2 separate regions of the Homo sapiens genome follow, and region 2 is linked to region 1. The links are chromatin loops, found by intact Hi-C in ENCODE. Cell type or tissue: endothelial cell of umbilical vein. All regions are shown on one strand. Each heading gives the region's core, and the rest is flanking DNA. Links, peaks and the distances in the headings are about the cores only. Region 1 has its middle 200 kb from the start of LINC03069. Region 2 has its middle 180 kb from the start of TXNL1.

Region 1 (16,263 bases), core at 4,087-12,086:
ATTAGAATCATACATGGTTCAGCATGTTTCTGTGAGTTATAGAAAAAAAAGAAGAAAATTGATTTATTGGTAACACCATGTTGAACCTAATAGGGAGTAGGAACTTACAGTATATAAACACTATGTGCTAGGTATTATTCTGATGGTTTTTAAATACATACCATTTGATCCTTACACTAACATTCTTTATTAATTAACTCATTAATTCATTCATTCATACACAATTCAAAAAGTATCTCCTAAGCATGAACTATAAGACAGGCTCTGTGGCTTCTTATTCCTATTTAGAGAGCTAGGATTTAAACCCAGATATATCCTTGTAAAAAGTTTATATCAGCACTGTCCAATAGAAATAGTATGCAATTTAAAACTTTTCAAGTAGGTACATTAAAAGAAGGTGAAAAGATACAGGTATAATTAATATTAACAATGTATTTGATTTAACCCAATATATCCAAAGTATTATCACTTATACATTTAATTGATAACAAGTTATTAATAAGATATTTTACATTCTTTTGTATGTACTAAGTCTCTAAAATCTGGTATGCAATTTACACTAATAGCACGTCTTAATCCGGACTGGCCACATTTCTAGTGCTCAACAGCCAACTGAGGCTCATGGCTGTGATACTGGACATGCAGGTATATTGTTATTTGCACTATATTATCCTCATTATCCTCCCTTACAGAATAAAAGTTAAGAAAGCATTGTTCCAATTATTAGAGAAATTACAAATTAGTTGGAAATTTAAAAACATAAATATGTGAGAGGGTTAGGAAGTGACTGTAGTTCATTTCAATCAGAAGGAAGTAATAGCAAACCAAGTCTTCAATCATGGTGAGAGCTACGGTTTGAATACCCAGTGCTTTGCTCTCGTGCATGGGATTAACACTCTTACAGAAGGGCTCAAGATTGAAGGGAGCTCTATCTCTTTTGCCCTTCCATCTTCTGCCATGTGAGGATACAGCATTCCTTTCCTCAGGAGGGTGCAGCAACAAGGTGCCATCTTGGAAGCGGAAAGCAGCCCTCTCCAGATACCAGTCCTGCCAGAGCCTTATCTTGGACTTTCCGGTCTCCAGAACCACCAGAAATAAGTTTCTATTGTTTGTAAATTACCCGGTCTGTGGTATTTGATTATAGCAGAACAAACAGACTAATACAGTGAGGATGGGGTAACTCAGACTAAGCTCTTTAAGATGGTAATTTTGAACTAGGTCTTAAAAAATGACATAGAAGGCCAGGTGCAGTGGCTCACACCTGTAATCCCAGCACTTTGGGAGGCCGAGGCAGGCAGATCACGAGGTCAGGAGATCGAGACCATCCTGGCTAACACGGTGAAACCCTGTCTCTACTAAAAATACAAAAAATTAACCGGGCATAGTGGCAGGCGCCTGTAGTCCCAGCTACTCGGGAGGCTGAGACAGGAGAATGGCATGAACCCGAGAGGCAGAGGTTGCAGTGAGCCGAGATCGTGCCACTGCACTCCAGCCTGGGCAACAGAGCGAGACTCCATCTCAAAAGGAAAAAAAAAAGAAATAGAAGATTTAGAAATGTTATTTAGCAAGTCATGTATAAGGCTTGGCAAATGAATGAGCACAGCTGAAACAAAGAATTTATATACGAAAATAGTAAGAGAAGAGACTGGCAAAGCAGAGGGGATTCACTATGTGGAAGGCTTTGAATATTGGCCTGATAAGTCTGAACTTGATAAGGGAGGTCAGGGAAAAATCAAGGGAATGAATGGAAGTTCTTTAGGGGAATGAAGATATGGGGAGGCAGAAGAAGATAGGTAAAGAGATGCTCGAGAAGGAAGTAAAGGGCAGTGATAAAGTGCAACACCTTTTAAGTCCTGTTTTCTGTAGATTTAGGAGCAATTAGAAATGGGTTGTACCATAAACAAATAAGACATTTGTTGGGCCAACACCCCTTATGGCAACTTCTCAAGCAAGTCTAGACAGTGAGCGAGAGACTAAAAATGCTAGAGTTCAGGAACTTTGCCTTTTCTGAAATAGGAATGTGCTAAGATTAGATGACAATCCTTGAATTAGGTTCCATGAGGCTAGGGACCAATTTTTTCTTGTTTATAGCTTAGGTTCAATTCTTCATACAATGCGTGGCATTTAGTAGGTATTAAAAAAATTTGTTAAATGAACGAGAGGAAGTAGGTACTCAAAAAAACATAATAAGTGGCTGACTGATGCCATTTCCCTCTTACATTAGGGGGATTCAATCTTAGTTAGGGTTCCCTGAAGCAGACTCTGAGATCATAATTATTGTGCAAGTAGTTTACTTAGGGGGCGATGCCAGGAACATCTCTAGGAGAATAAAGAACTGAGATAGGGCATGGAAAGAAGTCAATGTGAGTTAACGAGTAGGTTAAGATCTGAGCAACTGGGACTCTGGGAGACAGTATTGAGCATGCATCAGGGATGTTACTACATCCAAGGGCTGAAGGAGCCGGGGTATTTGTCCTCCATATCTCCATTCGTCTTTGGCTGAGAGCTGTTCCCAGAACCCAACACTTCTAGGCAGCTTCGAGTGTAGTTTGAGAGGAAGCTCTCTGGCAGAGGTGCAGGTGCCTCAGTAGGATGGCATGGCATGTATGAGAACAGTGGGTGGCTAAGGGACCTGAGTGTGGCACTGATAACATCTGCTGTAGGGGCTGAGTGAGAGCAGAGAGAAAGGACTCAGATTGCAGTTTGCTTTCAGCTTGATTTACCTCTGAACCAGCAAAGAAGCAGTACAAAGGACATATGTGAGATTAGGAGTCACAAAAGTAAATGCAGGTATTCAGGATGCTTTCTTCCCTCCCTGCCATGCTCTGCCTTCCTGGTTTGTCATGGACATGCACTTGAAGTCTGTGGTCTCTGAGACTCCGACCATGTGGGATAAGCCTAGAGCTTCAGGCTTATGCCTTTTAAGCCTTTAGACTGAGGGATGGGTGATGGTAGGCCCCAGGGCCCATCTTATTACCTTATATTCTAATGTTTGGATGTTAATTATCTTCTTTGTTCCAATTTTTACTAAATCACTGGGTCTATAGCATGTCTGGTTCTACTATAAGATCAATGTCATAGATTGGTTTATAGTCCATCTTGCTCCTAAAACTGATTTGAGATGGCTAAGAAAAACACAAGTAAGATGACTTATAAAAATATCAATATAAATAAATAGGAATATCAGGGGAAAGGAAACATCTGAAAACAAAAATAAAATCAAGTAAGAGTTAGTACAACATCCACGTTTGTTGTGCACTTTGCATACTTGTGAGAACCGAGCCACATTTTTGGGGCTCTGAACATTCTGACATTCAAAGCAAAGAAAAAAATTATCTAAGAGAAGGAAGATGATCGCTTTAAAGTGACAGAGTATTCCTAAGATTAAAACAAAATAAAACCCTCAAAGATAGAAAACATCAACAAAAAGCAGTTGATGAGAAGTACAGTTTTCTGAGACCTAAAAGAGGACACCGAGTGTTCTGGGAAGATAACATCTTCAACACCAAGCTTCAACATCAAAACATATGCTTAATACAGGGGTGATTATTGTTCTATTGTCCCACTGTTCCATTGTTTCTTCAACGGTTCTGTCTGTCCCCTCAAAGCAAACTTTGGCGTAATGCCAAAGCAAAATTTAATAAAAGCATTTTAGGATGCAAATCAACGCAACTCAAGCATACAGTTTTCTAATTGTTTAGTTTGAATGAAGGACAGATTTAGACTATCCAGAGAAATGGATAGAATATAGACTCTTCAGGAAATCTATGCATATTGTTTTTTACAATTAAGCTTTTGATATAAATCTTTAGAGAGCATCGAGTCCAAGGTAATGTTCTCTGGAAAAATTATACAGTGAGTTTTTTTTTGTGCAATCAGTTAAGGACAGATTCATATGTTTTGGCAATCAATCAACCAAAGGATAGAACTGGTACTCTCTTAAGAAAATTATGAAGTGTAACTAGGATATATGCTTAATAAATGACTTCAACTATCTCTCCATAGAGAGATTTCCACACTGTCTATTATACTGCTAACATTTAAAAAATTTCTGTATTTATAGTCTATAGGTTTAGCTGTTTTTTCATCCTTCTAACTGAAGGATTATTATTATTATTTTTGTGGTTGTTGTCTTGGTATGCAGTTGAAAAGTGTCGTGTAACAAAAATATTTATGGCATGAGCATTTTGATATCTTTTTAAAACCTGTGCAATGAATTGGCTTCATAGCCTGGCATTTTCAGGGAATGTGTGAGCAAGCAGCCTCATTATTGATAAATATTTTAAAACACGTGATATTTACCCAGAAGGTCCCAATGGCTCAATGTGCCTCCTGCAGAAATGGCATGTAATAAAAAACTCCAGAATGAAATTTCAGAGGAAAAAAGGATACTGCACTTAAACAAAAATTCAATAAAAGAAATGTTAGAAAGTCCCCAAAGCATTCCAACCAAGTTATGGATTAATTGCTTGGCACGTTTCCTTTTTTAATTCCAAGCTGCCTTTTTGTTAGCTGAGTAAACAAAGCATCTAGAATAAGAACTTCAGCCAATGATGACAGCCCATTAACATCATGACTGATAATAATGATAATTCCCAAAGGCTTTGACAAGGTCCACACATCAGCAATATTTGACCAGCAGGGACTGAGTTGAGAAAGAAGGAAAAAAGACTCTTGTTATCCCTGCTGATAAAAAAAAAAAAAAAAAAGTGAATTCAGTGGGCAGAATAAGGGCCTGTCTTATGCCTGGACTCCCATACTGTTGATTCAGGGCTGCTTGTGAAGGGGGCTTAGGGAAAGAGCTTGCAATCCGTCCTGTGAAGTATAGGAAAGGGCAGAGAAATTCTTAAATCCCAAATCCAGAAGTCTTTCTAAGGCTGTTATAACAGTAGGTTTTAGGGCTGGAAAGCAATTGATTGCTGTATCACAAAATTGGGAGTTAATACATTTGTTCACACCTCAAGGAAAATGTTTTCATTAGAGATTATTTTATTTACATAATGTAGATTCTATCTCCTCCTTTCCTCCCTGAATTCTCTCTGAGTTCCAAAAGAGCAAGGGCCCTGTCTTGCATATTGTTTGCAGAAGGTGTATAGTGAATATTAAACAATATGCAGCCACAAACAAGGGGCATTCAGATTAGGTTTGTTTAAAAAAACCAACAGCGACCGTACAGCACTTCTCCTCTACCCCCACCCTCCAAATAACTGTGAAAATAAATCAAAACTTAAATTTTGGTTCTAAACTTTTGGCAATGCCCTATTGTGTACATTATCATTCTTTCTACTCTCTGACTTTTCACGAAGATACCATGATGGAGAGATGCATTAAGGAAGAATTCTCCTAATGCATTGGGAAACCATCTCTTGAGAGGAATAGTGTAAGATAACCAACCCAGAATCTCTTCCACCTTCAAATTCTTGGCATTGTACTCATATAGTTTAAAGTAAAAACTTTGCCTATATATACCAAAGAGGAACACCGTTTACGCCTACATTTCATGAGTGAGATTGCTGCTTGCGTCTGTGAATGCCTGAAACTGATGGCGAATATGGATGCTCATTATTTTTTATCCTCTCTGGTTATTGCATTTTTACTGAAATACTGAGTTATCTCCACCCATCCTATTTTAACCTAGGCCAAAAAGGAGTGCTCAAAAAAAATTATTGGTTTTTATAATCTGAAAGGGACAGTAGAAATCAGTTAGTTCAACCCTTTAATTTGACAAATGAGAAAACTGAGTTCTAAAGGGGCTTTGTATCTGATCCAAGAGCATGCAGTACTGAGATGCAGAGCTTAAACAACCACATCTTTATTACGGAGCACATTAAAGCAGTTAAGAATGAAAAGAAAAGATCCATCTTTTGGAAAACACAACTGTCTGTGTATACTGGGATTATGGCCAGATACTTTGTAAGCTGTTTTCGACCTAAGGTTTAGGTTTAGGATTAGCCACTGGTGACTGCTGGAAAAATCTTGTCAAAGACTTTTATAATAATATGTAGTTCTATTTTCTGGATTTAAGAGAAATTTGATGCATCTTTTTCTTCCGCAAATATTTGTTGAGCAACTATTCTGGGTAAGACATCATGCTAGGTGGGATGAGGATATGCAACAATGCAAACATCATGGCCATTGCCAGGGACTTAAAGTCTGGCAAGGGAAATAACAAAGTGAGACAAGTACATAACACAAATCAGAATGGGATTTTGGCCTCTTAGTGGCATAAAGCACAATGGGAAGTTTGGAAGAGGAAAAAGTAGCTTTAATTGGGAAATGAGAGAAACATTTCTTAGCAGATGTGGTCTTTGGCTGGCACTGAATGAGGATGAAGGATTTGACAGATGGTATTGAGGAAAATCCTTCTAGGAGGAGGAAAATCAAGGAGCAAAGACATAAAAAGCATAGGATGCTTTGGGGAAATCGCAAACTTAGTGATTTGATTAACGCAGTGGAGAATGGGAAGAATTTTGGTGGATATGAGATAGGCATGGGACTAGAAAGTGGGGGCCTTCAACCACAAAAAACTAAAACCCAAATTTGATGTGTTGCTTTTTATTGCATTACATTTTAAAAATCTCCGGGAAGCAAAGTGGGTTGAATAGATATAAACCCTTTCCTTCTAAAGAATCCCAAGGAGTTTAATAATCCATTGAATTTAGATGTCCTTTTGTCTATCTCTAGAATGAATTAATCACTTAACCAGTGTATGACTAGGAGGCTGCAGAATCAAGCAGGGTTATCCATCAGCAGAATACAGTTTACATCAAGCAGTTCAGGTAACTGGTATATATCAGGAGATGCTGGGACCCCCAGATCGTGTCTCACATGACACAGGAATCAACTTCTCAATCACCTAATGAGAGGCTGGGGATAGGAGAGGAGACGATTGTCTTGAGTTTCAGTGTTCATATTTTTTCTCTCCTGTCAGTTCATTCATTATTCATTGAACAAAATTTAGCAAGCACTCTTAATGAGTCAAGCAATGTGCTAAGGACTGGAAAGCAATAATTTTAAAAAATGATGTGGTTCTTGACATTGTGCAGTTTGAAGTCTAGAAAGGAAGACTTGAAAGGTTTAAAAAGCCAAAATCATGCAGCCCTAAAATGTATAAATGCTGCGGCCATTGGCGGGTTCAGCGACATACAGAGTCCAGGCAGTTCTGAAAGAGTGTCTAGGCTGAGACTGGAAGAATGAGGAGCCAGCAGGAAGGCAGAAGTGGAAATAGTCTTTCACACAGCGAAGACTGAGGCAGGAGCACAGGGCATTTGGAGAAGGAGAAGAATTTCTGTTTGGCAGGAGTGTCGATGAGGCTGTAGAGGGTGGCAGAGGCCAGGCCTTGAAACTCTTTGTAAGCCACGTTAAGAAATTTGGACCAGAGACATCTTCTTTCTTCCCTTGTTTTCCTTTTTTTTAGTTTGGCTCTGTTTTGTTTCGTTGGACAGTAATTCCGGAAGTTTAAGTTCAAAGCTAGGAATACATATATAAGTAGTTGGAAGGAAAAGCTATGATAAGTACTGTAATTATTTTGAACTGTGTTGTCCCATTCAGTAGCTGCTAGCTACAAGTGACTCCTGAGCACTTGATGTGAGCCTGGTCCAAACTAAGAGGTGCTGTAAGTGACAAATGCAAACTGCATTTTGAAGCCATAGTACAGCAAAAAAGTCATAACTATCTCAATAATTTTCACACAGATTATATATTGAAATAACAATATTTTGAAAATGTTGGTTAGATAAAACATATCATTAAAATCCATTTTACTGGTTTCTTTTATTTTCCATTGTGGATATTGGAAAATTTAAAATGACATATATGGCTACTTCTGTTGGACGGTGCTGGGTCAAAATAATTCTGACGTTCTTTTTAAGAGTAAGGCAAGCAAGCACGTGTAATTAAGTACTTCACGGAAATGCCTTCCTGAGTGTTCACTAAGGAAATGAACACTGGCAACTAGTTTGACCACAGGCTTGAGCCTATTTAAGAATAATAACGTAACAATCTTCTAGGATCATTCTTATATTTGAATAACTTAATGGGAAAATTATGTGTAATACAAATATGTATTTATTGTCAGAAGATCTTTATTTGGCAATAATTTATTACAGCTAAAAATAATATAGTTAGTATTTTATAATTAAGATTTCAAGAAAGGTCATTCAGATCTCCTAATAAATCTAAATTAAAGAGGTTTGAGTTTATTTCCTGTGGCTTCATCCATTGGCTTCTCTTAATTCATTAAGCTGAGTACTAATGTTACAAAGATGAGGCCAAATAAACAGGCAAAATGCCTCCCAACTAAAACCTGTTAGGCAACATACTTCTAAAAATATCCTGATACAATTTAGGTTTAAGAAATGAGCACATTGGCTCATTAAAGGTGTGAGAGGTTGGGATCCTGGAATGGAGCAGAAGTTAATTATTATTACTATTATCATTATTGTTATTTTTATTATGGGCAATTTGTTTTAGCTGTAACTGTAGCACATTTTATAAGGCAAGCAGGTGTGCATGGCAACTGGACCACTCATTCCGGGGTGATGGCAGATGAAAACTGTCCATCCCGCTGTCCAGTCAAGTGCTCTGTGGGCTGACGGACCTCAACAGAAGAAGCTGAGGAGATGCTTGCAAACATAACCCCAGATTTATAGGAAACAGCTCATTAAGCTCGAAATCTCAAGTGCCCTTTTTAAAAAAGCAATGTTCACACTTAAACCAACTGTATTCTCCACTTTCCATGGAGGGGAATCTAGTAGAGAATGCATGATTGACCTATATACCAAGACAAACAGTCCGCCTTTCATTGCAATAACAAGAGACAGAGACAAGCATGCGTGTTTTAATATGGGGAACCTTATGTCTGTGCAGTGATTCATCCCATTGCCTGTTCTGCCCCTCCCTACTCTCTTTGCCCCTCATAGTTCCATAGAAGACTGCCATAGTCATTTATTCTAGGCCCAAACAGGACCTCCTTCCAATTCATTTTTAAGATTGGGCATCTTTAATTGAGTCATCATTATTTTATCTAAACATAGAAAGTAAAACCAGAAAATTTCCTAAGCTGCCATCATACAGAAGCTGTAGGAAATTGATTACAGAGAAGGCACAGAGGCTGTTGTATTAACTTTCCTACAAGAATGCCTGATTGTTTTAGGATTTCAGTATGGTAGATGGATTCCTTTGGTGAGTACAATTTTAATGCATGGAATAGGGCTTGTGATGGCCTATTCACTTATAAAATAAGGCATTTAGTAATGTAATAGTCTTAACATTTAAACCTCAGATGTATTTCCATGCACAAATGGTTAAGAACTCAAAAACAAGTAATTATCAATAGCATATGTATGCAATAAGAAAAGCATCAACTGAAAAAAGTTATATTTATGACATTGGCAAGAAAGATACATTAATTGACTGCAGAAAGAAGCCAACATAATATTTACTCTGCATTTTCAAAAGGATGTAAAGAAGATCCTAGAAACTTAAATGCACTTAACTTTATTTTGGGAAGAAAAGCCCAGGGGAACACTAATCAGAAGAGAACTGAAGAGAGTCTGTCTAGAGCCTTCTGATTTCATTTTAGATACCCAGATGGAACCAATAAGTGGATAGTCTCACAACTAATGCACAAGATAACAGTTTTGGGTGTGTTAAGAGAGCTGTGGTTTTCAAAGTGGTGGAGAGTTAATAAGAGACTTCTGAGTTTAAACTTTCTGTAATGCTGGACATGATCCTGCCTTTCCTCATATAAGGCTATTTTTAAAATGTTGGATTTTCTTTATAAAATTAATTCTCTTCTCTTCCTAACTCTGCTTACCAAAGTTGCAACCACATATTAAGGTTGAGCTCAAATCTATATATTTGAAGAGAATACAGATTTGATTCTCAACCCCAGCTTTACAGAAGGCCATCTTTCCTTTCCATAAATGCCACAGCCATTCTCTCTCTCTCTCTCTCTCTCTCTCTATCTCTCTCTCTATCTATCTATCTCTCTCTCTCATTTTTTATTCATTATATTTATGTGCTGGACTTATTTCCCTTACTAGATTGTAAACGTTTAAGTGTCAGGCTCTGTGTCTTATTTGTTTTGATCTTCTGCGCCCCCCTCGCTCACTCCCCATCCCAAAGTGCCAAGCAGAGGTTTTACACATGGAAGATGCTCAATAACTATTTGTTGAAAGAATCAATAAAAGGAGTGCTAAGCTTGCTGTGGAAAGGATAACGTATCAAAGATCTGGCTTCCTAATAATTTAATTCTGTGAGTCAGCTATAATAGGTCCTTGATATTATGACTGATGATCTTGTGTGATCACACTCCGAAGCCATCCATTTGATTCTCCGACCTTCCCTGCTGAAACCATGAACTCCCTCTACTAAAGTGCTAAATAGATGGAAGAAAAATACCTGAAATGCAGAAAAATTAACATAGTTTTGAGGAAGTTGAGATAGTTCTTGAGGTCATTGTGTCATTCTCTCAGGGTGGCACACACAAAAATGGAGAATACTTTACAGCCAAACAAAATTTAAAAATCATTAATAAGAAAATGCTATTTTAATGAACATGGTTTATGGGAGGAAGAGAGAGAAAAACCCTAGATTTTCTTTTCTTTCCTTTCTTTATTTGAGACAGAATCTTTCTCTCTCTTGCCCAGGCTGGAGTGCTGTGGTGTGATCCTGGCTTGCTGCAACCTCTGCCTCCTGGCTCAAGCGATCCTCCCACCTCAGCCTCTTGAGTAGCTGGAACTATAGGCACACACCATCACGCCTGGCTAATTAAAAAAAATTTTTTTTTGTAGAGATGAGATCTCACTATATTGCCCAGGCTGGTCTTGAACTCATAGGCTCAAGTGATTCTCCTGTTTTGGCCTCCCAAAGTGCTGGGATTACAGGCATGAGCCACTGTGCCTGGTCAAGATTTTATAATCTGAATCTTACTTTCCAGTTACCTTTATTTTGTGTGTATATGTTATGTCAAGTAACAATGAAGACATAAGACAAATACTCAGAAATTTCTACCTAAAATTATTTTTGTTTGTTGTATCTAGCTAGTAGCCAAAAGTGCTTAAAGAAAACCCTGAATTATCTTGATGATTTTCTCAGTTTTATGCTAATTACTATAATGAGAAACCTAATGACCTCATCGCTCCTCAAGGAGAAATTGTTTGGCACATCAATTTCTGGTGGAAGGATGTAGCACATACCATGGTTTTAAGAATATGTGGCTCCTAGCCCAGGTTACAAAGCTTGGAAACTATTATGGTAGAAGAGAGGCATCATCTTGCTATGACAAGGTCCTTCTGGCCATATTTTACATTTAACCTCAGTCTTGAAATAAGCATCAGATTTCCTTGGTGATTCTCCCAATCTATCTGTTCTCTGTATCTTGTTTGCCTCTGCCATGTCCTCTGAGGAGCTCTCCAACTTGGCTTCTCTTTCTCTTATTTCTTGCACTTCCCTTAACATCATGTGCTTCTCTGAGAATAATCCTTGTCTAAATCAGGTTAGCTGAACCGATCAGATTGTTTTCTCTTAGCTGGAGAATGATCCTTATTAGTCCAGTGGTAGAGGGAAGATGCATCTTTTAGGGACTGGGTCTTTCCCCAGAACCAGAATGTACCCTACGGTCACAGCCAGTCCCATGTCCAGATCCCATCTTCCTCTAGGGTGTGGTCTCCCATGTGGTCCTACCTCCTGAGCCACAGCACTCTCTGGGGCCCAGAGCTCAGGTCCTCCCATGTGCAATTTTGCAATATTACCAGCCTGTATCCTGCTTTTCAGCTGACTTTCTGGATCAGTGTCATTATTATTTTCACCAGAAAATTCCAGTTCACAATTATGGTGGGTGACAGCTTGCTCAGAAAGAATGAATAATTTTCTTCTGTTTCAGTTTGCTAAAGAAGGTGATGTATTCTAGGAAGATAGAGGTCTTATCTCAGTTGGCTAAATTCCAGTGTTAGAAAGGCCAACTTTACAGGGTCTCATCCCAGATGGACTGATCAGTAGGCTTTGCTCTATTTCTATTTTTTTCCCAAGCATTCTCTTTGCCTCTGCCTTCTCAGTTATAGTATATGAAAATAGTGTTTTATGTCTCATGAGGCTGTTGAGATAGTAAATGAATTAATACTTTAATTCTTGAAACAGGCATGAAGAAAATTATCAATATATGGTAGCTATTGTTATATCATTATTATTGTTATTCATTCAGTATTTCAACAAATTACTTAGTACTTCCTATGAACCAGGCTCTGTGCTGGGTGCTGGCTATTCACAATGAATTGATCACTTGAAAGAAGACCAACAAGGAAGGAGGGAGAGATTGACAGGGGACAGAGCCAGGGCCACAGACTAGGGTAGGCAACCCTCGTGGTTTGCCTACACTGAGGAATTTCCTGGGATGTGGGACTTGTGACGCTAAAACCTGGACAGCCCTGGGCAAACTAGCATAGTTGGTCACTTTAGCCCAGACTGTGCCCAAACCTTGGCCAACCATCATCAAGATGGAAGTCCTAGGGTTCAAAGTGAGAGAGCCAAATGATCTCTTCTCTCAGGGAAAGACAACTCAAAGGCCAAGAGCTACTGAAAATGGTTGTTAACATGGACTTTGAGAGACAGAACAAATGTACTGAAAGCCCTCACAATTAATTTGCAAATTAAAAACTATTTATCAACTCATTCAGTCCAAATAAATCTGCCTTGCCCCCTTCCAGATTTGGGATTAACTATGTAGAAGATGCCAACTTCAATGGGTTTGCCCCAGCTTCCCTTTAAATGTGTTTCTTGTATTCTTAAAAAGGTGGGTTTCAAGAGAAGAAATTTCTAGCTAAATGATGCTTACATTTGGTTCTAATTCCTTTAAGACCTCAGTTAATTACTATTGAGACTCTTTATTGTTTGGGAAGGTATTGGTGTCCTAGAGTTCCTTGTACTCTTTCAATGACGGAATTTAAGACTTCTCTATTGTGATGGTTAATTTTTTGGGTCAATTTGACTGGGCCATGGGGTGCCCAGATATTTGATCTAACATTATTCTGGATGTGTCAGTGGAAGTGTTTCTGGATGAGATTAGCCTTTAATTGGTAGACTGAGTCAAGCAGATGGCCTTCTCTAATATGGGTGGGCCTTGTCCAATCAGTTGAAGGCCTGAATAAAACAAAAAGGCTGAACCATCCATGAGTGAGAGGGATCTCCTGTCTGATGCTTTTGAGCTGAGACACTATTTTCTGTTCCTTAGCTTTCAGACTCAGATCGAAACATCTGTTCTTCTTGGGTCTCAAGCCTGACTTCCTTTAGAATGGAAATGCACCCTTGGCTCTCCTGGGTCTCTGGCTTGCCAACTGCAGATTTTGGGACTGAACAGCCTCCATCATTGCAAGCGCTCATCCCTTAAAATAAAGGTCTTTTTATGAATCTATATAGAGATCCTATTGATTCTGTTTCTCTGAAGAAGCCTGTCTCATACACCTGTAGTTAAAAAAACACTCCAATTTTTATTTCTTTTTATATATATATATGGTATATAATAAATATAATATATAATTAAATATTTTAATAGGTCATTAGAAAAAAGACAGATGGGAAAGGACTAAATCTATACTCTTTTAATTTGCATTTCCACAACAAATTGAAAAAAAAAGAGCTGTAGGAATTTGCTTCAGTCAAAGTTAAGGTCATTCACTACGGTCTTGGGTCTGTTGTGCTTTCTTCAGCACTACAACAGCTTTCTCAGGAGTAAAGTAACTCAGTTGCTACAGGCAATGGGAAAAACTGACTGAAGGAACGGTGCATGTGGAATTTGAAGGCTCCCAATCTTATCTTTGGATATAAGTGGATACAGTCATTTCTAACTATCTTTATTTTTCTTTTGAGGCCCATGTCAATCTTTTTCCCTGGTGCATTGGGTTTCAAAAGAACCAAGCACTCGGCTGCGGCTGGAAGTAGTCTAAGAGGTTAGCTGGCACCCAGCCTTCTAGTACTCAGATGATACAACAGAGCCTCCAGAGGGGAGGGTGAACAGACAAAAGACCTCTTAGAACCCAGCTCTTGGCCGCTCTCATCAGCATTCTTCTTTTCATACCAAATGTGGGAGGGACACATATTTCCCCCTCAAACATTTTCAGTTTCTATTTAGAACAGTCCAGGTAACAACAACAACAAAAATGTATACAGCACATTTTTTTTCCCTAAGAATAAAAAATAAGTTTGTGGTAATTTGCTATGTAAAGGGCAAAAGAGTTCAAGACAATATACATAATGTCACAGTAAATAAGATTAACATGTGTGTTTTCTCTTTAAAAATTAAACTCCAATATCAGCTCTCATATCCTCCTAATAGTAGCCTTTATCGTAGGCTTTCATTAATATTATTCAGATATAATTTGCATCCAATAAAATTCACCAGTTTTAAGTGTTCAATTCAGTAAGTCCTGACAAATGTAAACACCTGTGTAATTGCCATCTTGATCGTAATATAGAACATTTCCGTCCCCCCAAAAAGCTTCCTTGGGCTCTTCTGTATCCAATTCCTGTATCCATGCTATAGCTCTGGAAACCACTGTCCTACTTTCTGTTACTACAGTCTTATCTTTTCTAAATTTTCAAATAAGTAAAATAATATATTATAAAGTTTTTTATGTTTGGATTCTTTTACTTAGCATAATGATTTTGAGTTTCCTAAATCTCTGAAAGTTGGCATTGTCTCTTGTACTCTTATATATATATATGGGCCAGATACATATTTGTCCTTTTAGACTTTTTCCATATTTTGTATGCATACATGTATATGTATAGAAGCAACATAGTATTGAGGGTGTGCATGTGTGTTTGAACATAAGTGGCATAATCTTCTGCAATAATCATTTTTACTCAATATTATATTTCTGGGTTCATTTCATGTTTTTATAATAGATCCAGCTCATTCCTTTTCAGTGTTGTGTAGTATTCCACTGTACAAGTCACCCACAGTTTATTCAGCCATTGCCTTGACAAACAACGTTGTCATGACCATCGTCATACGTGTCTCCTTGTGTTCTATACAGGAATTTTTTAGGCAGACATTGCAAATTGGAATTGCTGGGTCAAAGCATAAGCTCATTTTTAGTGTCAAATGACATTGCCAAACCAAATGGCTTTGTTATAAGCTTTGTAAATATGTCATTAACTTGCTGTCAGCTAAGTAAATAAAATTTGTAATAGGTGGTTCTGTGAAATTTGGATTTTACATTCATTCACCAAATGTTTAGGAAACATTGAGTTTGGGCCAGGAAATGCTAAGGGCTGGGATGTGTTGATCTATTTCTGGATTCTCCTTTCTCATGCAATAGTGCCTTCTGGAAACACTTTGGATGGGGCCTGGCACAGATCGTTCAGCCAGAGCAGGCTGCTCCTTCCTGCCCGCTCTGTCTTCCTATCACATCGACACAAGTGATTCCTCTCTCTTGTAACTCAAAGTATCTTCTGCATTACTATTTGTTTAGAATCTGGTACTTATCATGTTGCCCTTGCGTTGTTAGTTATCTTTTTATGCTTGTAACCAGGATAACTATTAGCGAGCTTCCCTGGGCAGTCCTTCTAGGAATGATATCGAACAAAGTTTGGGACCATGCGGGGAGCTGGTGGGGGTTTAGAGAGCATTACTTTCTTTTTATTGTAAAAAACACATAACATGAAATCTATCCCCTTAACAAATTTTTAAGTGTATGGTATGGTATTGTTAATTATATGCACATTGCTGTACAGCAGATCATTGGAACTTTTTCATCTTGTGCGGCTGAAGCCCTGTGCGCAGAGCGACTGTCTATTTCCGCCCTCCTCACCCCTGGCAACCACCATTCTACTTCCTGCTTCAGTGAGTTCGACTGCATTCGATAATGAGGAAAATGGAATCGTGCAGTGTTTGTTCTTCTGTGCCTGGCTTATTTCACTTAGCATAGTTTTGTTTTTTCTTGGGTTAGGGCTATGGTCAGGGCAGATCTTGTGACCCCCGTATAGAACATATTCTCCTTTGGCTGGTACCATGGGGCCTGAGTGGAGGGGAATAGCTGTGTTAAGGGCCTATTTCTATGATAGATGCTTTCTTCACATGACCTCATTTGAGTATCTTAACATCCTAAGAAGGTTCAGTGACCCAAGTTTAACCAATAAGGAAAGAACCCAAAAAGGCTGTTCCCCTTGATCTAGGGTCATATGGCTAAAAGGTGGGGATGCAGGGACTTTAATCCGGGTCTTTTGCAAACCGAAGTTAGTGTTTTTAAACAATAGCCTCAT
Region 2 (16,263 bases), core at 2,802-10,801, 70 kb before region 1:
TCCTCCTTCCAGTCTTCTTCTCACACCCCTTTGGTTAAGCCTAACAAGAAGCCAGCATCAAATGAGAAATGTAGTTTGCTGAGTCTGCCAATATAATGAAGTAGTCTATGGGGAGGAAGGAGGGTTTTTATAATAAATAATTTGACTGGCCTTTATCCCTAATTCTTAGGAGGGGTACTCTAAATACTTGGAATTTCTTGAGTAATAAGAGTGCCGTTTTATTCATGACCCCTTGGATCACACCTGAGCTTAGGCTAATGAGATGACTCAGGTGGGGCTCATCACCAGAAAGATCAACCAAGTGATTAAAGAGGGACTTTGAGCCAATCTGACGTCTGGGGAAGAGAGGGGAGTTGGAAATTATTTAATCAATCATGTCTATGTAATGAAACTCCAATAAAAACTCTGGACACCAAAGCCCAGAGCTTTCTGCTTGGTGAACATATCAATATGCCTGGATAGTGATGTGCTCTGATTTAATGAGGTAAAGGCACAAAAGCCCTGTGTTTGGGACACTCCTAGACCTTGCTATATCTCACTTCGTTTGGTTGGTCTTAAGTTGTATCCTTTAATAACAAAACTGTAGTTGTAAGTATAGCAATTTCCTGAGTTCTGTGAGTCATTCTAGCAAATTATTCAACATGAGTGAGGCCATGGAAACTCTCAGGATATATACCCAGTTGGTCAGAAGTGCAGGTATCCTGGGAACCCCTGAACTTGCAGCTGGTATATGAAGTGCAGGTAGTCTTGTTGGGGACCATGCCCTTAAACCTGTGGAGGCTGATGCTAACTCTGGGTAGTTGGCATCCGAATTAAATTATGTTGCAGTATTGCATGGGGATAAGTGAGAGACAGATTTGAAGCTCTGAATCAATAGTTTGATAAATTGGTCCAGTGTGGTAAAACTGCAAATTATTATGAAGTGGTAATATTCTGATTGTTTATTGCTGTGTAACAAACTACTCCCAAATTTCTGCTCACAGAATTTTGTGAATCAGGAATTCAGAGAAAGCTCTTCCTAGCCTTATAATATCTGGAGTCTCAGTTGGGGTAATTTGAATGGTACAGTTAACTTGGATTATGAGGGCTGGTCTGGAGGACCCGTTTCGAGGAGGCTTCTTCATTCACATGTCTGGTGTTTGGGCTGAAGTACTGAAAGGTGGGCCCAGCTGGGACTGTTGACCAGTACATCTACATGTGACCCTGTTAGCTTAGAAGTCTCAGAAAAGTTGACCTTCTTACATGCTAGCTTTAGGGCTCCAAGTGTGCAGGTTCCAGTGAGCAAAGTGAAAGCTGACTTTGAGGTCACATAGCATCACTTCCATCATACTCTATTGGCCAAAACTGCCAGCCCACCTGATTCAATGGGAAGAGATAGAGACCTCACTCCCTGATCACAGGAGCACCAAATAATTGGCAGTCACATTTTAAATCTGCCTTAGGTAGCATCCAAAAGGTTATTGATGTGACAAAATTTGATGCAGAGAAGCTCAATTACAGCCTCTGAGGGAGAATCACAGCTATGTACAGCCCAGGCCCTATGGTGGGTGACTACACAACTAATGCAAAGGTGTTGTATCTGAAAATAACTCAATAAATACGCTTTGAAATGCAACCAGTTACCATATTGCATTGCAATTGATTTTCTGTAACTCCACTTAAACTACAATCTTTGTGAGAGCAGGACTTACATCTGTGTTATCCACCATGGTATTCCTAGTGCCTGGTACAGTATTTGAGACATAGTGGGCAGAGTAGATATTTCAGACTTTTTTTCAATATCTTAAAATTTATTAAAACTTGTTTTGTGAACTAACATATGATCTATCCTGGAGAATGTTCCATGTGCACTTGAGAAAAATGTGTATTCTGCTATTGTTGGGAGGAATGTTCTCTATATGTCTGTTCAGTCCAGTTGGCCTGTAGTATGTTCCAGTGTTTTTTTTTTATTGATCTTCTGTCTCTTTGTTCTATCCATTATTGAAAGTAAGGTTTTGAAGTCTTCTACTATTATTGTCACACTGTCTATTTCTGCCTTCAAATCTGTCAATATTTGTTTCATATATTTATGAACTCTGATGTTTGGTGCATATATGTTTATAATTGTTTTATCTTCTTGATGAATTGACCTTTTTATCATTAGATAATGTCTTTTTTTGTCTTAAATGATTTGGACTTAAACTCTATTTGTCTGATATTAGTATAGCCACCTCTGCTCTCTTTTGTTTACTATTTGCATGAAATATCCTTTTACATCCTTTCACTTTCAACCTATGTGCATTCTTAGATCTAAAATGGGTTTAGAAAATGTATAATTGGATTATCTCAGGAATTTTTATTTACTACATTTTTGTTTTATTTTTAATAATTTCAACTTTTATTTTAGATTCAGGGGGTACATGTGTGGGTTTGTTACCTGGGTATATTACATGAGGCTGAGGTTTGAGATGTGATTGATCCTGCCACCCAGGTACTGAGCATAGTATCCAATAGTTAGTTTCTCAACCCTTGTCCTCATCTCTCCTACTCACTTCCCTCTAGTAGTCCCCAGTGTCTACTGTTGCCATCTTCATGTCCTCAAATACCCAGTGTTTAGCTCCCATCTATAAGTTACAACATACGATATTTGATTTTCTGTTGCTGCATTAATTTTTTGGGACAATGACTTCCAGCTGTATCCATGTTGCTGCAAAGGACATGATTTTGTTCTTTTTTTGTGGCTAAATAGTATCCCATTTAATCCCATTTTTAAACGTGAGGAAGGAGACCCAGAGAATTTAGGTAATTTGTCAAGATAGCAATAAGTGGTGCAGTGAGGTTTATTGAAGAGTCTTTATGGATTTTAAAGTATAGGTGAAGGGAAATAGTAGGAAGGGCATTCTAAGAAGAGAGAACACCATGAGCAGAGCCCCAGAGGCATGAGAAATATGGTGTGTCTGTGTGTGTCTGTGTCTCTGTGTGTCTATGTCTGTGTGTCTGTGTATGTCTGTGTACTATACCAAATGGTATGTTGGTAGTTTGATGTGTGAATGGTCAGGACATGAAGCCAGAGGGATGAACACAACCCATATCACCAAGGGCTTTGAATACTATGCCAAGGTGCTTAGATTTTTATCCTATAGATGATTGGGAATACTTTAAGTAGGAAAGACAAGCTTAGATTTATATTTGATAGCTTTTCATATGGCACTATGAAGGATGAAATCAGGGAGGATAAGATGTGAGAGAGGCAGATGGTCAAGAACTCCTGTAACAATGTGTACAGAGATGACGAAATCCTGAAACAGGGCCATGTGGTGGTGTCTTCCCTCAAGACTTCCTAATTACAAGGCTGGATTCAGACCTAGAAACTAAAAATAAGGACAATACAAAATCATAAAGCCCAAAGCTTGCATGCATGCTAAAATTAAAAATGTGTCTTTTCAGATTTTGTATTGGAAAATTCTGGGTAAGTTCTTTGAAGTTGAACTTTTCTCTTTTATTGGTTGTAATTCACTGGTGTTTTTTGCATGCATTAGAACGTCCTTGGGGTAATCCAGCAGTGAATATCAGCAGCGATCTGCTGGTTACAGTGCCAGCTGGCCAGGCTGGAGGGTCATAATCTTAGGGTTGACCTTGTTGACATCTATGATATTAATGAGAGTATTAATATACTCATTCTCCAAATTATAAAAGCACATCTCTATAAGCTAGGCCTAAGATACAGAAGCAGAGCTCTTGAGAGTAAATATTATAGTGGTCGGGATTTTAGAGCCAGACTGCCTGAATCTATATTATGCTTCACTATTTACTACCTTGGACAAGATACAAACAAACAAACCACTCTGTGCCTCAGTTTCTCCATATGTAAAGTGGGATCAATAACAGTATCTGCCTTATGATTTGTTATAAGGACTAATATCTTTAAGGTAGCACAGTGCCTGGCATATAGTAAGCACTCAATAAAGTAAGCACTGAGCTCCAGGCTCAGTTCTGCATACTCTCTCTTTTGCATCCTAGAATTCAACAGCCCTAGGGATCTAAAGTACCCTTGGCATGTTGATGACTCCTAAGTATTTATCTCCAGCCCTGACTCTTCTCTGAGTTTTAGGGTTGAATGTCCAATTGTTTATTCTACCTCTCAGGATGACCTTGGGAGTTTGATAGAATGGGATAATGGTGTAGAGAAAGAATGATGGGTCATGACATCAGTTCTCATACGACTTTGCCACTTAACCAGGTATGTGACTTGGGACATCTCAGTTCTGTCACCTGGACTGGATGGCCTATAAGCTGCCTTCCAACTCTGCATTTCTAGAGGCAAAAGTGATTTGCAAATAACGAGTCATGATACATACATAAGCCATTTTTAATATTATACTCTTTCCAGTCAACCCTGCACACAGTGGTTCCTTGGTGTTCCAAGACCTAAACTAGTTTGTCCAGTTGGTGAGCACTGTGGTGGTGGCTTCCTGGTACAGCACTAAGAGCTCAAGCTCTAGAGTTAAATCAGGTTCAAAATCTAGCTGTACCACTTGTCTGGCTGGCAAACTTATTGAACCTTTGTAATCACCCATTTCCTCATATAAAATAATCTTGCATTCTTTGGAATGTATCTGGCTACAAGTAACTGAGCACCTGATTGGAAGTGGCTTAAAGAGTAAGGACATAAGTGCATTATCTCAACACAAGGCTTGACAACAAGCCTGGGTGGAGGTGGTTCCAGAGTTGGTTTAGCAAAACTAGGTTCTTGTTTTCCTCAGAGATGACTGTCAGAGAAAGATGTAAAAAGACAGGAAGCATAGAGGGGGACTTTTCCTTTTCCATCTGTTTTTTTTTTTGTAAGGCAGGAAAACCTTTCTAAAAGATCCCCCAGCAAAAATGTCCTCTGATTCCATGGGCCAGGCCTGGGTTCCACGTTTATGCTTCAGTTACAAAGAATGCTGGGAAATGTAGAATATGTCATTTGCAGCCTTTGTCAAGTGGAGGTCAACCCTGCCCACAAGGAAAGGGGAAGGAAGTAGATTTTGAGCAGGCAATCAACGGTGTCTCTGCCAAAAAAATCTAGCTCAGAGGATGATGAAAGTCAAATGAATATATATTTATTTATTTGGCTGAAGTTAATTTATAGCAGTTATTATATGCCAGGCACTGTTTAACATCAACTCATTTCCTCCTCATAACATCATGAGGGAGGTACCCGCACAACAGTGTCTCTCCAAAAGGTGTGTTAAAGCTTCGCACAAAGTGGGCTGCCTGGGAATGCTGATTTTTCCATCTCTCCTCTAATTCTGCCACAAGAGCACATATGCATACTGGATGGAGGGGCAATAATAAAAGTAGAAGCAACTACTTCAAATGCCCTCCTCCTACCCATTCTAGTTTCTGTGTTTAGTTTTCCTTCTCTGGTGGATTCCTATCAGTTTCAAAAGAACTTGTGAAATCCATTCCAAAATTCGCTTCCCTACTTATTTTGTTTGAAGATGTGTATGCAAAGGGTGATTTCTTTTTCACTCCTGATTGTTAATTTTTTATTTTAAAGTGACCAGATCACTAGGTCACCCAGGCTGGAGTGCAGTGATGCGACTGTAGCTCACTGCAGTCTTGAACTCCTGGGCTCAAGTGATTCTCCCCGCTCAGCCTCCTGAGTAGCTGGGACTACAGGCACATGCACCACCATGCCCGACTAATTTATGTTTTTTTTTTTTTTTGTAATGGCAGGTTCTTGCTATGTTGCCGAGGCTGGCACTCCTGATTTTTGGTAGCCCAAATCAATGGAGAATAAATATTTTCTCTTTCTAAGGAAGACTGAAAATAAGTTGCTGGAGAGACTAATAAGGCCTTATGGGGAATTGTCTTTGAGCATTCTCTTTTTGTGGACAGAGGCAGCTTAGAGTGTAGTGAGAACTCTATGATGACATTGTCTTATAGTGAGATTGCTTTAAAATAGAATATTTTGAGTATATTGTCAATTAACCAGATTTAGATGACATTCAAGAAGGGTGGGCCTTGTAGTGATTTCTGCTGCAGTGTTCACACGTGGTAAAAAGGCAGTGGGGTGGGGGGAGCCATTTTAGCGGACCTCCTTTTCTAAGGACATGAAGGAAGTGAGCCAAGCATTTGTGACATAAACCAGTAACTCAGGAAGGAACAGGAAAGGACTATCGCAAGTTTCCTAGCTTGGGACACTGAAAACATAAAAACAAGGTCACATGTCCACACAATGAAGAAAGGAACCCCTGGAAAGGGAGGAAAAAACAAGTGAATATAACTCCAAATAAAGACCTTCAGGAAAACATCCTCGTTAGTCTGACAATCAACCAAGAATAACATATGAGTTCATCAAGCCCCAAATGGGGGAAAAGACGGATGCCTCAGCCAGCTAATTTAAAAATTAAGAAGAGCATTTCTCATCGTTATGCAGAGGACAGTTCCAAAGCAGATCCTCCTAGAGCAGAGCTAGCCCCCTGAAGCGGGGGTTTCCTGTAGCGACGAAGCAGCTGCACCTTTGATGACTCCTTGGATATTAGCAAAACACTCGCTAAATATAGATGAACATCAACAACTCATAAAAAGGGAACAGGAGTGGGAAACACCATACAAAAGGTGAGTGGGCAAGAACAAAGACATCTTTCTGCCAAGACAATTATCACGTGCAGCATCGAAGCATTAATCACAGAATCATTTAAAAGTCCAAAAGCCAAATAAGAATAAAAGTCTCATGCAGGAAACTGTCACATGTCAGGGCAATGGAAGCAAACTACTTCCCAGTGTCTTTTCCAGTGCTGTATTTCATGGAGTGGAAAGAAGGCACGGCATTGGAGAGGCCCTTGAGAGTGTTATAATGGCCAGGTGGCAGAGAGCGGCTCAGGCTGCTGGTCTGGAGTTTTACCTACATTCTTTCCTTCTCTGTTGAAATTTCCTTTACTGTATGGGAGGTGGTAAGAATTTTTATCTTGATTTCCCCCAAGTATGTGGGATACTCAAGGAGGCTGCACCTTGAGTGGGAGCATGTTAGACGACATCACTCAGGACCAGGCTACATCAGGCATCAGGTAAATATTGTTTTCTCAAAACAAAGCCAAACATGTCAAGTTCTGCTCTTCCCTCCTGCTTGGTGTTTTTTTTTTTTGAGACAGGGTCTTGCTCTGTTGCCCAGGTTGGAGTGCAGTGGTGCCGCATAGTGCACTGTAACCTTGAACTCCTGGGCTCAAGCAATCCTCCTGCCTCAGTCTCCCGGGTAGCTAGGACTACAGGCATGCAGCACTATGTTCAGCTGTTTTTTAAAACAATTTTTGTAAAAATTACAAGAAATTTTTTTTTGCTGTGTTGGCCAGGTTGACCTCAAACTCCTGGCCTCAAGTGATCCTCCTGCCTTGGCCTCCCAAAGTACTGAGATTACAGGCGTGAGCCATGGTGCCCAACTGTGTCCAAATTAAACTCACTAAAGCTCTAAACAGTTCTTACTTGTTAAGCACCATGGGTACATGATATTGGACTTGGCCCCACCAATAACACATCAAACCAAATAAGCAAGACCCTCCTTCTAGAAAGGCTTAGTCAAAGGAGGTTTTGACATGAACAGATGGAAAACTGTAGATGCTACTCCCAGAAATATAGATAGTTCCTGCTAAACACAGAAATAATCTCATCTTAGTATCCTGAAGAAAACTTGGTGCCCAACACTGCAAATATAGCTTATAATACCTAAATTGCAACCTATCAAATAGTTCTTAAATGCTCAAAGGATCTATAGAAACAAATAACTCTGTTAGAAACCTCATATAAAAAATACATCCTCATATCATTTGGTAAATCCTCAGTCTGGTTCCATATATATCAGTGACCATTACTGAAATAAAAGTTAAGTCAGGGCAGGGTTAACTAATGAAAGGGGTTCAGGGAACCCCACGGATCTATTTATTTATTTTTTGCTCTATAGGGATTTTTGTAAGTCCTGGAGATTTATGAATTACTGCTTATTCATTCAACTGGATTGCTTCATATGCATCACACCACTTGTGCAAGACCACCTGGGCAACATGATATATTCTTTATTAACCAGAGATTTTGGTGAAGAGCTTCTTCTACCCTTTGCACACTGTGGAACTGCTTCTCAGAGCTCGGGAGTGGCTGTCGTGAACTCTGTTCTCATTCTCATTGCTGGGGCAGATGTCCTCGGCAGCACTGCTGAGCTTCACTGCACATGTTGTGGCTGTCACTACCTGTATATCTCTCTTGGCTCAACATTTTGAGCTGTGCTTAGAGCTTCCTGAGGTCAGAGTTTAGCAGAGGGTCCATAATAATACAGCTTTAAGGCATTTTTGTCTGTGAGTGTTTTGAAATGAACACAAAACCACAAAAAGTTGAAGTGAACATTTACCAGCATTTTGGTTCAAATGGAACCAAAACAGCGTTTTCCTTCTCCTTGGACCTTCTGTTTTCCTGCCCTCAAGAGCAGCCTTCAGGTGTGGCTTGTTGCAGGCTGTCATTTCCAGTCTCTAGGCAGTGTGGCAGCATCTGATCTCTATGTTCTGGCATCTGCTTTTTTTTCTCTCCAATTGATGGGAATATGGGAATTCCTGTGGAAACTTGATGTTATATGCTAGAGAAAGTAAAAAACCATCAACTTTAAGAAAACCATTATTTTGTGTTTTACTAAGAAAGAAAAAAAATGCTGTCAAACCATGTTATGCCATAGATTGCAAATGCATCCTGATTTGAGAGATGATAAAGTAGCTAAAGAAAGTGCATTTAAGATTTGAAGAAATACACTTCCATCATTTTTTTGGGTCTGCATATAGAAATTTGGGGTCTAACAAGCATGGACTAAACACATCTATACAAGATAAAGATGCTTCCCCGGAAAACCTCTGTCTAATGTCTACCTGTACAAAGTTTGCTCCAGTGGGACTTCAGGATAAGATTCTTTGCTGGAGACTTTTTTTCAAATGTCACCCACCATAGGAGCTATTAAAATGGAATGGATGCATCAAGTCAACAAACTTTCAAGTGTTTTTTCAGTCTATGACATGGCAGAAAGACAAGCATGATAGATAACAGCAGCACGAACGACAACACAACCGTAACAGCAGTGATAAGCACGGGTGTGCAAAGGGCTTTCAGAATCAATGCTATTGTATCAGCTTGTATTCTTCTCCCACAGTGTTGTGAGAAAGAAGCTCACATGCCTTCTGGAGAAAAGTTTTGGAAATAACTCACTATTTAAGACAAATTGGAGTAGGTTGTGGTCGGGAGGATGGTGCATATTTGTAGCCTTGATTTGGCTCTCATGCATCAAAGTTTGTTTTAAAACTTAAAAAATAAACATATAATAATTCCAAAGAAATATGTCTAATATCTATATACAATTTCAAGACTAATGATAAAATGAACCCACTAAGAGGAGAAATAGTATTGATATTTGTGGAGCCTTAGGCAGGACCTCCCCAGATTGTAATCCCCTCTTCTACTCTCCAGAGATAGTCACTATCCTGAATTTTGTGTTAATAGCACCTTTGGTTTTCTTTATGTATAGATATTCCTAAATAAGCTATTACTTAATTTTGCTTGTTTTAGAACTTCAGGTAAATAAAGGTTTATGTATGCATTTTTCCTGAAACTTGCTTTTTGATTGCTCAATGTTATATATTTCAGATTTAACTATGTTAATGTGTGGCTGTATTACATTCCAGCATATGACTGTGTCATCATTCATTCATATATTCTTCTGTTTACAGATGTTTGGCTTGTTTTGCTCCAAAGAACAATGATACTGTGAATATTCTTATGTATATGGACCGGTAAACATGTGCACAAGCTTCTCTTGGCTCGATGTCTGTATCTATATCTATATCATCTATATCTACATCTGGGATTGGCTGTATTATCTGGGAGTGAATACATCTGGGAGTGGCTGTGGAGTGTGCACAAGTTTATTTATTTATTTATTTTTGAGACGGAGTTTTGATCTTGTTGCCCAGGCTGAAGTGCAGTGGCATGATCTTGGCTCACTGCAATCTCCGCCTCCAGGTTCAAGCAATGCTCCTGTCTCAGCCTCCTGAGTAGCTGAGATTACAGGCTCGTGCCACCATGCCCAGCTAATATTTTGTATTTTTAGTAAAGACGGGGTTTCACCATGTTTGCCAGGCTGGTCTCAAACTCCTGACCTCAGGTGGTCTGCCTGCCTCGGCCTCCCAAAGTGCTGGGATTACAGATGTGAGCCACTGCATCTGGCCTAAGTTTAATTTTACTAGGTGATGCTAAATAGTATTCCAAATTGAGAGTAACAACTTTGCTCCCACCGCCAGTGTACAGGAGTGCCTGTTATTCCATATCCTTACTGGACACCATTTTAATACTTGATATGTCATACTTTAAAATGTTTTGCCACCTCATGGGGGTGAATGGTATCTCCTAGTGATTTCATTATGCATTTTCCTGATGATTCATGAACATTTCCCCATTTGTGTAATGGGCATTCATCTTGCGTCTTCTTTGAAATGCCCCTTCATCTCTTTTGCCCATAGGCTGTGTGTCCCCTCTTGGGTTGTTTTTTTCTTGAATCATTGAAGTTCTTTATTTTATGGATATTCTTCTTTTGTTAATTATAGTTATTATAGACATCTTCTCCCAGTTTTGGGGTCTTGCTTCTTTACTCTCTTTTGTTGTCTTCTGATGAGTGGAAGTTAATGTGGTTGAATCTATATTTTTTTCTTTATAGTTCTTTTTGTGACTTGTTTTCTCTCCTCCTTCATCCTAATGTCACAGAAATGTTTTCCTATTTTTTACCTAAAAATTGTGAAGTTTTCTTTTCCATATGTTATTCATCTATCTGGAACTGATTTTAGTGAACAGTGTGTGTGAGGGGAACCCATTTTCTTTTCTTTTCTTTCTATCCTTCCTCCCCCTCCTTCCTTTCTTTCTCTGCTTTCTCCCCTCCCTCCCTCCTTCCCTTCTTCCTTCCTTTCCCTCTCTCCCTCCCTTTTTTCCCCTCCCTCCCTTTTTTCTCCTTCCTTCCTTCCTTCCTTCCTTCCCTCCCTCCTTCCATTCTTCCTTCCTTCCCTTCTTTTTCTTTCTTTCTTTCCCATTGTCCTAGCACCCTTACTGAGGTCTTTCCTTTCCCACTTATTTGCAATGTCAGATTTTCTGTATATGTGTGAGTCTTCTCAGGTCTCTCTAATCTTTTCCATGGACAATTTGTCCCTGCACCAATACCACTGTGTTACTTATTATGACTTCATAATTAGGGCACGTTATAGTTTATAAGTCTGATTGAAATCTGAATTGGTCAGGAACAGGCTGATTGATATTGATAAATGGATGGTTTCCTTTAAATTAAAAAAAAAACCTGAGGAATATCAGTTCTAAAATGTGCTAGCTTTGATGCAGTATAAGAAAATGAAAGGATAAAAAGTCTTTCCCTTCAATAGCCCTATTTGAGGCAAATGTACATTCTTGCTTTGCAAATATAAAACAGAAAGCTAGGATATACTTTTCTGAAGACTAGTGATGATTACCTATTTTTATCTCTGCAGAGGCGTGAAGATACGTTTGGGTTCTCTTCTTATAGGAACCAGAAATGAAGCGATTGAAATGTAAAGTGTTGATGACATACACACTGTACTTTCATAGACTTTTACTCACAAGGACATTGATTTCCCTTTCCTCTTCCATTCACTCAAATTTCTCATCTGGGTGAGAAATTCCTGTCTTTATAAGGGAGCTCTAGCTCACCCAAGTTGATCCCGTTTTATTTTAATGAAAAAAATATATGTAATGGAACAGAAAACAGTTCTTCCTTGGTTCTCCCAAAGATGCCTTCTTTAGAGTTATCTAAAGTTTATCAGCAAAATAACTTTGACTAAGTTAAATGGCGATGTGTCACACACCCAAAACGTGTGAAGCAATTTGAAAAAATATTTTAAATATGCCATGGATTTGTAAATTAATGCAGGGCTCACTGTGCTTGAATTTCCATTTCTAAACTGCTTCATTTGCATGCAAAGAGTGGGCAATTTTTGTGTGTGTGAAAATTTAGCCTTAAGAAATGAAAATCAAAAACTCAGCAACTTGAAAAGAGCTGTTAGGCATAGAAATTGTTTAATCGGTTTCCAGCAGGGCCAATGGTGTTGGCATTTTGAAATACCAGATTGGATTGGCATCCTAGAAAAAAAATCCTCAGCTCAGAAAAAGTCGCCTAAAAAAGCCACCATCTACAAAGTGGTGAAAGAAGATAGCCGAGATATGACAAATGCCAATGAAATAAATTCTGCGATCGAGAGAGAGCCTGAAGTGTGAAATGAACAAATGTTAAATGTGATAAAATTTCTGTCAGTGCTACCCCAATCATGTACTCTGACAAATACAATGCTTGATCGAAAAAATCAGGTATTTTGTCTAAGAGCGTTTTCTTCATGGATATTTTACGAGGTCGCAACACTGTGGGTGCATTTTCAATGTGATGTTTCTCACTTTAGAGTGTAATAAAGGGTCCTTAATAACTTCCTTTCTAACCAACTTGAGATCCCCAACTTAGATTTTCATTCCAGAGTTTTTAAAATGCAAGTTTAAAATAAGATTTCATCTAGACACAGAACTACATTTTGTGGCACTTTTGTAGCTCAGACCTTGAAAAATAGACCAGAATACCATATTTTATTAGAGACCAGTTTTCTTTATCCACCATATCTCAAATGAAAGTACCAAGTTAGACTACCTGTACCTAATAATAATCATGATGATGAAAAATAATGGTAATAATAAAAAGACCATAATAATAATAATAATAAACCCTGTGTATTCATTTATCACACACACATTTATTGGGTACCTACTTTGTGTGGGATATTATTCCAGGTTCTAAGAATGTAAAAATGATTTAGAAGCAAACCTATATTCTCAAAAATCTCATAGTTTCTGAAATAAGCTTCTTTCTAGTGAATTGTACAAGTTTCCTCATCTAGTTTTCTAGTTTTCTCCCAAAGGACCAGCTGAATACAAAAGACTTAGAAAACAAGGAAGTTGATTATATCCTTTGTTGTTTTTTCTTGAGTCCAAGCCTATGGAACCCGCTCAAAGAATATGATACTATTGTCTTACCATATTTGAGCTAGATGCTTTGCTCACACCGGTCTTTCTCCCCAGAGGAGAGGAGAACATTGACAGTTCTCTCTTCCTTTCCCAAGGCTGGGGATGGGATTCTTGGATAAGAATGAGAGGATACCATAACTTCTTATTGCTGGGATCAATTCTATTAGTGTTGTCACTGGGAAAAAACAACCCACACAGCCCAACCCTTTCAGATACGAGTCCTAAATTCTCAACACAATGCTCGTCACACACCAATGTTTGTTGATGGAACAACTGACAATTCAGGGATGACAGACATGGAGCTAGAGCGTCTTAGAAAACAGTTCTATGTGTCAGAGTACTCTAGTATAGTTTCAAAATAAGACAGAATCAAACAACAAATATAAACATATGCCCATAATGTATGTGTTCAAAACTAGTAAATCCTAGAATATGCATGTAGGAAGATGGAAGAAAAAGATTGTATATTTGGGGAAACACTGCAGAAATGGGCCCTCTGTGTAGATTCTGAGTCATTGCCTTTTCTTTTTATTTTTCCGTAGGGGATCTTGCAGACTGAGGTGTATATGGTTTATATGGCTCAGGCTGAACTCGAAGGGCCAACATTTGGGTTCTGTTTGAATAACTATCAAATTGCTGTTGAGTACTGAATAATCTTGTGATGTACCAACTCATAGTGGATACAAAAAAATTACTTCTAATATATGGCCACACCGGTGAGATATGTGTCCCTGTATCTAAATTTTATCTTCAACGAATCGGGATTTATTTTCTTTAGTCAAAAATCCATACTTCTAGTTAATGGGTACAAAAATACAGTTAGATATTAGGAATAAGTTCTAGTATTCGATAGTTCAGTAAGGAAGGTGTACTAAACAATCATTTATTATATATTTCAAAATAGCTAGAACAGAAGAATTGTAGTGTTCCCAACACAAAGAAAAGATAAATATTTGAGGCAGTGGATATCCCAATTCCCCTGATATAACCATCACACATTGTATACATGTATCAAAATGTCACATGTACTCCCAAAATGTGTATAATGATTATATATCAATAAAAATTTTTTTAAAATCCATACTCCAAATGAGAGTAGATGAATCTATGGCAAATGCTTTCAGATGTATGTTAAATGATACTGAGCATAAAATCCATTACAAAATCTTGGTATAACTCCAACTAGTACACATTTGACAAAGAAGGTGAGGCAGAGGGTTGGGCAGCTACCCTCAAGTGACACATCTCTGAACTAACAGCTCGTATCAGTTAGGAATGCTTCTAGCTTCCAGGAACAGAAAATCTGACTAACAGTATCCTAGGCAATAAGTATTTAACTTTTGAAAATAACAAGAAATATGCAGGTAGGCATTGTTAGGTTGGTGCAATGGCTCAGCAATGTCTCAAATTTTTCAAAGCCTTGTCACTCCATCCTCAGTGTATTGTTTTTTATTTGTTTTATTGTTTTTGCTTTGTGGGTTTTTTTTGTTTTGTTTTGTTTTGTTTTCCCTCATGGTTATCACCTCATGTTTGCAATGTGGCTTCCTCAGCTCCAGGCGTCTCATGCTCATGCCAGTATCCTACACAGAAACTGAGAGCCAAAGGCTAAAAATCTTATCTTCTGAAACTCCATCTTTTTAGACAGTCAGGGGAGCCTTGAGAATTCTCTCCTTTATTTCTTATTGGCCATAATGGGATCACACATCACCCTACACCAGTCACTGGGCCAGGGGAATGGGATTATTATGAATTGTTAGAGCAGTCATAATTTACTCCCTGACACTGGGAAAGGCCCACCTTTTCTGGGATCTGGGGATATCTGCTTGCTACCTGAACTCTCTGTCGGATTTCTGTGGTCAGGGAAGAAGATCATGGTCAGTGTCTGTCCAGAGCCTGTAGATGTGGAAGGAGCTGACAGAAGCAGTAGAAGAGACTAAGGCAGTGGGTTAGACCAAGGGCTATGGAGACAGAAGAGCCCAGACAGAATTCTGGATCTGCTATAGTTGAATTATCTGTAATAATACCTATCTCAAAGGGTTGTTATGAGAATGAAATGAGATAATGTGGCTGAAGCACTTAGCACAGAACCAGGTATGTGGTCAACGACTAATAAATGGGGACCTTTTTCATCCTCCTAGAGCTGCAGGTGCAGAATGGAGAACCCTCTGCTGCTACATGTAGATGAAACTTTGGGGCTCACTTTTGGAAAGAGCACTGGTTTTAGAGTCAGAAGACCAGGGTTGTAATCCTGACTCTGTCATTAACTTGCTAAGTTTAGTGCTTGTGACTAAGTCATTTCCCACTTCAAGGCCTCAGTTTCCTCAAATGTAAGGTGGGGATTAGGGCTGAGTGGTGTCCAAGTTCCATTTAGCTCTGACATTCTAATGTGTTCTGATGTATTCAGTGGTGGACTTTTTTTTTTTTGAGACAGAGTCTTGCTCTGTCACCCAGGCTGGAGTGTAGTGACACAATTTCAGCTCACAGCAACCTCCGCCTCCTGGGATCAAGTGATTCTCCTGCCTCAGTCTCCCAAATATCTGGGATTACAGGCATGCACCATGATGCCCAGCTAATTTTTGTATTTTTTAGTAGAGATTGAGTTTTACCATGTTGGCCAGGCTTGAAATCCTGACCTCAGGTGATCCGCCCACCTCAGCCTCCCAAAGTGCTGCGATTACAGGCATGAGCCACCGCGCCCAGCCTCAATAGTGACTTTTTGTTATACACAGTTAGTGACATGGATCCTGGGGGGATCTTCCGGAGCCACTTGCATCACACGCATTGCTGACCAGTGACTTCCTATACTTTCACAAATGGCACTGTTAGCCATTGTCCACATGAAGTCGGAACATAATTTAGGGGCTCGTGCTCTCCCTGTGATTCATATGGGATCTGTGGTTCCAGTTTGTCACTTAAAACAGCCACCAGAATAAGTCTGATGCTGCCTCACTGCTAAAATGGAGAGCAACCTCATCTAAAAGTGACTCACTGGATCCGAAATCCCAACAAGCCTTCTCTGTCCTGCTTCCCGGAAAGACTTGATGTACATTTGGAGCCCAACTGGATGTTCAGAAACGTTCTGAGTTAACTTTTTACTTCTTTAGTTTCAATAAAAACAAGGCAAATGCATAATTAGCATTTTAACAATAAATAAATTAGAACTTGTGATTGCTGTAACAATATACACTGTTA

Evidence for each region. Hi-C counts contacts between places; a loop is a spot of excess contacts. Peaks named below come from ENCODE experiments on the same cell type or tissue, not always from the same donor. Only the 100,000 strongest peaks of a DNase experiment are listed, where the experiment ranks them.
Region 2: it touches region 1 in a loop (7-fold over the local background); 2 of 110 quality-filtered maps call a loop at or near these places.

The regions. Positions count from the first base shown.
Region 1 is chr18:56,380,428-56,396,690 of GRCh38, reverse strand. No RefSeq gene overlaps it. Among named protein-coding and RNA genes, the nearest start is that of LINC03069, 200 kb to the right of the region's middle. In endothelial cell of umbilical vein, for the core only: no CTCF peak of the experiment used is centred there; a DNase peak (open chromatin) is centred at 7,920.
Region 2 is chr18:56,449,500-56,465,762 of GRCh38, reverse strand. No RefSeq gene overlaps it. Among named protein-coding and RNA genes, the nearest start is that of TXNL1, 180 kb to the left of the region's middle. In endothelial cell of umbilical vein, for the core only: no CTCF peak of the experiment used is centred there; a DNase peak (open chromatin) is centred at 6,212; H3K27ac peaks cover 2,197 bases.